Linked DNA regions of Homo sapiens: region 2 is linked to region 1. A link is a contact called in ENCODE POLR2A ChIA-PET data. All regions are on one chromosome and are shown on one strand. The core of a region is the stretch at or near the end of the contact, and the rest is flanking DNA. Distances in the headings are between cores, read along the strand shown.

The links. ChIA-PET counts read pairs that join two places held with the same protein, here RNA polymerase II (POLR2A).
Region 2: POLR2A ChIA-PET joins it to region 1 with 10 read pairs in activated CD4-positive, alpha-beta T cell. The contact joins two enhancer-like sites. POLR2A ChIA-PET finds 5 or more read pairs at or near these places in 2 of 52 experiments (WTC11 and activated CD4-positive, alpha-beta T cell).

Annotation. Positions count from the first base shown.
Region 1 is chr15:77,541,894-77,544,758 of GRCh38, forward strand. No RefSeq gene overlaps it. Among named protein-coding and RNA genes, the nearest start is that of LINGO1, 90 kb to the right of the region's middle. RefSeq lists an enhancer at 1-289 and a silencer at 1,793-2,007. Within about 2 kb of position 1,603, at least 21 of the 41 ENCODE cell types and tissues checked have a DNase peak (open chromatin) inside an H3K27ac peak, as active enhancers do.
Region 2 is chr15:78,878,690-78,881,616 of GRCh38, forward strand. It overlaps MORF4L1 (mortality factor 4 like 1), which reads left to right. Exons shown (of 12, transcript NM_006791.4): 3 at 1,823-1,890. Among named protein-coding and RNA genes, the nearest start is that of MORF4L1, 7.3 kb to the left of the region's middle. Within about 2 kb of position 1,627, at least 2 of the 41 ENCODE cell types and tissues checked have a DNase peak (open chromatin) inside an H3K27ac peak, as active enhancers do.

The sequences.
Region 1 (2,865 bases), core at 353-2,852:
GATCCTGGTCCTCCTTCCTCCTCCTTCCCTTCTTTTTCTCCTCCTTCTTCTGCTTCCATATTCCCATCCTTCCTGCCCTCCCCCAGTCTGCCGAGACAGTGCCTGGGGCTGGAAGACTCCCCCCAAATCCGATGCCAGCTAGGCCAGCCAGCCAAGTCCCCTGGCCTTTCTGGTTGCTCGTTGGCTGATGATGACAGTCAGTACTCCCTGCCTGCCCATGGGACTGACTACTGCAGTCTTGGGCACCCCAGCGATGTCCCAGAAGACTCTGAGGCAGGGCTCTCAGGGTACCCCAGGCAAAGAGCCAGGGACTGTAGAGAGACAAGAGACAGCAGCTGAAGAAAATTTCTCCCCATTAGAGCTGTTTGAGGTGGTGAGCTCCCCAAAGCCAAAGGCATGCAAGGAGAGGCCTTTCCAGTGATGATGGTGCTGGCACTGGCATGGCACAGGGCAGTGAGGGGCTGTCTTGGAAGGAAGGTCGATGTGGGCTCGGCCTATGTCTATCCTGGCTGTCTCCTTTTCCCCAACCCCTGAATTCCCAGAACCTTTAGGAACACTTGCTCCCCAACCCCTGCCCTCCCAAGGACTCGTCATTTTTCATCTGGGCTCTAGAGAGGAGGACAGCACTAAGAGGTGGTCCCGGGTCCAGCGACATCAAGCACCATAGGGCAGGTCCAACGCCCAGCACAGCTGTTTAGAGTGGACAGAAACGGGCTCAGCAGGGCAGGCCACATGAACCCTAGCCGCCCTCACGCATCCCTTCCAGAGCCTCCGCTCACACTCCTGGATCCCCCTCCATATCCTAGGCTCCTGTCACCTTCCTGCTCTCCTGCAGGGCCTGTGGGCCAGCCATGCCCAATTCACGACTCATTCAACCGACTCCCACTCCTTCGTGCCCTGCACCAGTTCCTCCCTGTCAGGAATACACTTCTCCACCTTTCATTCTGAGTCAGCTCAGAGGCCCCCTCCTTCAGGAGGCTTCCCTGGACTGCCTGGGCTGTGCCCACTGCCCCGCGGGGCTCCCCACCCCGGGCTTGCCTCCTAGAGCTCTCTCACCCACGGCCTGGTCACCATCTGCACACGGTTTTCCCGAGTGCATCATAAGGACCTTGAGGCAGTGACTCTGTGCCCCACATTTGCTAACAAATACTAATGAGAACATCAGCACAGCCCTGCCTCTCTCTGGGCCTCAGTTTCCCCCATCTGAGGCCCCATGTCTGGGCCTTGGCTTCCCCCAGGATCCCCTTTTGGCTGAGAAGGGTGGCCACGCCCGGGCTGTCAGAACAAGACAGAGGCCAGTCCGGGCAGCTCTGCCCTCCTCATCTCCGGGGGCGTCCCCTCCAGGTTTCAGGAATGAGCCTCAGGAACTGGGGTGTGGGGGCCCGGACGGGGAGGTCCTGGCACTCCCCGAAGCTTTGGTTCTCGTCTGCCAAATGAGGACACTTATCGGGGCTACCCACCCCTCCGGCTGCCGTGAGGCCTTGGAGATGGCAGCCAGACCGGACTTTCCCATCGGATCCGCCAGAACCCAGGCTTCCCAAGGCAGCAGCTCCCGCGCAGCCGCCGCCCGCTTCTGGCAAGCCCAGCCCACGGGCTCAGGGGTCCCTGGGGCTCTGCTGCCCTCCAGTGGCCGGAGGCCCCTGGGCACTTAGAACCCGTGAGCTCCGGATTAATTCCATGGGCTTCCGTCTCCACCTAGGACGGACAGAAATGGTAGCAGGGACTTGTTGAGGTCACTCAGCAAGCCAGGCGCGGTACATGGACCAGGACCTGGGGCTCCAGGGCCCCAGCACTTCCATGCCCAGGGAGGGCTTGTCCTCTCGCAGGAGACCAGCCAGGAGAGGGAGCTGTTCCCCACCTGCCCACGTGTCTCACCTGGGACACCCTCTGTGCTGTAGCCCTTCCCTGCTGGCCACTCTCAATGCTGGCCTAGACTGCCCCCCGCCCGGAGAAGTGTTTCTAGTGCCTGCCCAGGGGTCATCCCCAATACGTGGGCCAATGTTGGGGGCTTGGAGGGGTGGCTTAACCCCTTTCCTCCTTGATTAATCAAATACTTAAAATAATGGCTGAGGTCATGATTGATGGACAGAGCATAGCTAATTACCCTGGAGATTAAAACGACTGTTTCTGTTTAAAAAGGCTGCAAATGAGTTAATTATTTCCTTTGCTCACCTCTCTAACCTCGTTACACTTCTAAATGAATAGCAATATTGATCTTGGAACTGATTTTGGTGTTACACCGCCCGAGCGGGTTTAATTAGGGTTTGAAAATGCTGCAGTGCCTCCTCCTTCTGACCGAGGAAATTAGACTTGGGTTTTACTTACATTTCACAGCCGTGTCCTCCACACAGATAGAAGGGCTGGAACATGGCGCAGTGGTGCCTGTCATCCCCTGCCCTGCCCTGCCCTGGCTCCCAGCTCCACTCCCATCCAGAGCAGCACAGACTGACCCTTGCTTCTCACCTCTCAGGAAGACGTGGCAGGAAGGCCAGTGGGGTCAGCTTGTTTAGCCTTGTCTGGTCACAGATTGGGCTCGGAGGCTCGGATATGATAGGACAGAGCCTAGCATCACTTGACGAGGTGGGGGCAGGCCTAGGACCTGAACTATCACAGACTCCCAACTCTGGACCTTGACGGCTCCCTGACTGAGTTAATATTTCCTCTCTGTCCCTCCTCACTTCTCCAGATGCCTACGGAGCCTCCTGGTGCTCTACCCCACCTCCAGCTCCCTCCTGCCTCTCCTCTCCTTCTTAGAGCTCCATGAAGAAAGGCCCCAGCTCGATGAAGGTGGGGAATGAGAGGGGGAGCAGGGCCCAGGATACCAGCACCCCTGCCCTGGATCTGCAGCTGACATCTAGGTGACCA
Region 2 (2,927 bases), core at 377-2,876, 1.3 Mb after region 1:
CTGGCAAAGTTTGTATTCTGGGAGGCCCCCTTTGTATCAGGGTGTGCTCAAGTTATAAAAACTGATTTTACATTTAGCTGAAGGTAAGCAGGAGAATGCATTCCAAAGTAAAAAAAAGTTTCAGTATTTTGTTTCTGATAACTTTTTTAGTACAAATATTTAAGACTTGACTATACCTTAAACAGTCGTAGCTCCAAAAATGAGCCCGTAAAATACAAAACAGTATAATGTTTAATTTATGTAATTTCTGCATAAATTCTTGGTGAGTAGTTTTATGCTATATGTGTCTGAAAATAGCCTTAAAGTGTCAGACATTTCTGACTAAATATTAGCCATTTTCACTACTTTTTTTTTTCCTGTGTTCTAAATACACAGAAGTGTATTTTTAAAGTTCTAAAGAGCCAAACGCGGTGGCACATGCATGTAGTTTCAGCTACTCAGAAGGCTGAGGCTAGAGGATTGCTTGAGCCCAGGAGTTCAAGGCCAGTTTGGGCAACCAAGCGAGACTCTCTCTCTCTTTATTTTTATGCTCCCCGCCCCGCCCCGCCCCCCAAGACAGTATTGCTCTGTCGCCCAGGCTGGAGTGCAGTGGTGCGATCTTGGCTCACTGTGACGTCCCCCTCCCGGGTTGAAGCAATTCTCCTGCCTCAGCCTCCCGAGTAGCTGGGATTACAGGCACCAGCCACCACACCTGGCTAATTTTTGTAGTTTTAGTAGAGACGGGGTTTCACCATGTTGACCAGGCTGGTCTTGAACTCCTGACCTCGTGATCCACCTGCCTCGGCCTCCCAAAGTGTTGGGATTAGAGGTGTGAGCCATTGCCCCTTGGGAGACTGTCTCTTAAAAAAGAAATCCTAAAATGACTGAATTTGGATGTATGGAGATGGTCAGGAATTTCTAAGTATATGTATACGTACATACATCTTAATGATATAATGTTTGTAAGTGCTAAATTACGACTCATGGCCAGGGGCTGTGACGTACAAGCCTGTAATCCCAGGGCTTTGGGGAGCCAAAGCAGGAGGATCACTTGAGGTCAGGAGTTTGAGATCAGTCTGGGCAAGATAGCAAGACTGTCTCTACCAAAAAAAAAAAAAAAAATTATGTCCTGTTAATCGTTTTTATCCCTGAATGTTGTTATTGTTGTATCAACGTTTGGCAAACTCTACTAAACTGGCTGATTTTTCTCCTGGCACCTGACACTCTGGTGAACAATTTTCGAATTGAAGCTATTGAAACAAATTAAACTGTTGTGGTTATTTTGGTTTTCTCTTAAAGACTTTTAAATCCAAAACCAGATAGTCATCACTTGTCATAGTTAATGACTTGCCTCTAGTAATTCCTTTTGTCTGGCTGCTTTTAAGAAAAGTGAAATATTTTTAATTCATTGCTTTACAAGTTGTTTAAACTAACTTTTCAGAAACAGGTCCATTTACTGCCTTTCATAAGCTAATGAAGTTTTTTTATAATATAGTTTAAAGACTTTGCTTTAGAGGAATTTGCTTTTGAAATAAATATAGCTCCTGGCTGATTAGACTGAGAAGACACAAGCATAGCTTTCATTAGCTGTCCTTGGATAGCTTTTGTAATCCATTGATTAAAGATTTAAGGTGACCTTTTATGCTTGTGGTTCTCAGCTTTGTTGGACCTTTTGTGACTAATCTTCAGTTTTGTAACTTGAGTATTCTACAAGCTTAGTGTTCTTAGTCATTCTGTTTAGGCCACCATAAAGCTTGTGTAGAGTGTCTTTGAAGGATGATTTGAAAAGGTAGTGTCTTTAAAAAATTTCTAAGTGAATTATTATTTTTTTTTTGAATTTCAGTGTGTAAAGGTTGCCATAAAGGACAAACAAGTGAAATACTTCATACATTACAGTGGTTGGAATAAAAAGTGAGTATTAGATCTTACAATTCTATTTGTAATTAACAAGATAGCTTGTGTCACTGACTGGCTTAGCAAGCATATGCTTTTCAATTCTGCAGTTTTAATGTAATATAGTACATATTGAAGCAAAGGTGAATCATTTGTAGTATGACAAAACTATTAGAAATTAGGGTACTGAGCCATTTTAATTTAAATATACTTGGATCTTGGGAATATTTGTTATGTTCTAGTGTAATATCTATTAGTCATATAGTCAATCAATTATTCTGGTTGAATGTGGCAATCACATTTTTCTGTTTTTTTTTTTTTCCTGGTTTTGGTACATTTTTAGGATGGCCTGAATTATTTGGCCTTACCACAAACATGTTGATTATATATGTTATTTCAAGCAGCTGTGCTAAAAAAAACTAGTTGGGTTTTCTGTCTAGAAAAGGGGAAAGGATAAAGGTTGCTTGATTGGGAAATAAAGACAGAATTTACCAGTCCATATTCTGAACTTTGGAAACATTATTTAGTGTTGACCGAAAATGACTTCATGTGACTCACTTTTTAGCATGGTTTAACACAGAAACATTCAATTATAGAGTCTTAATTTCTCACCCCTAAGAGTTAAGCCTTTTTTTTTTTTTTTTTTTGAGAGATGGAGTTTTGCTTTCGTTGCCCAGGCTGGAGTGTGCAATGGTGTGAGCTCGGCTCACTGCAACCTCCGCCTCAGGGGTTCAGGTGATTCTCCTGCCTCAGCCTCCTGAGTAGCTGGGATTACAGGCACCTGTCACCATGCCCAGCTAATTTTTTGTATTTTTAGTAGAGACGGAGTTTCACCACATTGGCCAGGCTGTCTTGAACTCTTGACCTCAGGTGATCCACCCGCCTCGGCCTCCCAAAGTGCTGGGATTACAGGTGTGAGCCACTGCCCGGCCTTTTTGTGTGTGTGTGTGTGTATGTAAAGTACCGATGTTATTGATCTTGTTCTAGGAATGGACAGTGGGTATAGATTGAACACATTCTAGAATGTCCATCCAGTGGAGCTGTTTTTCAGTGAT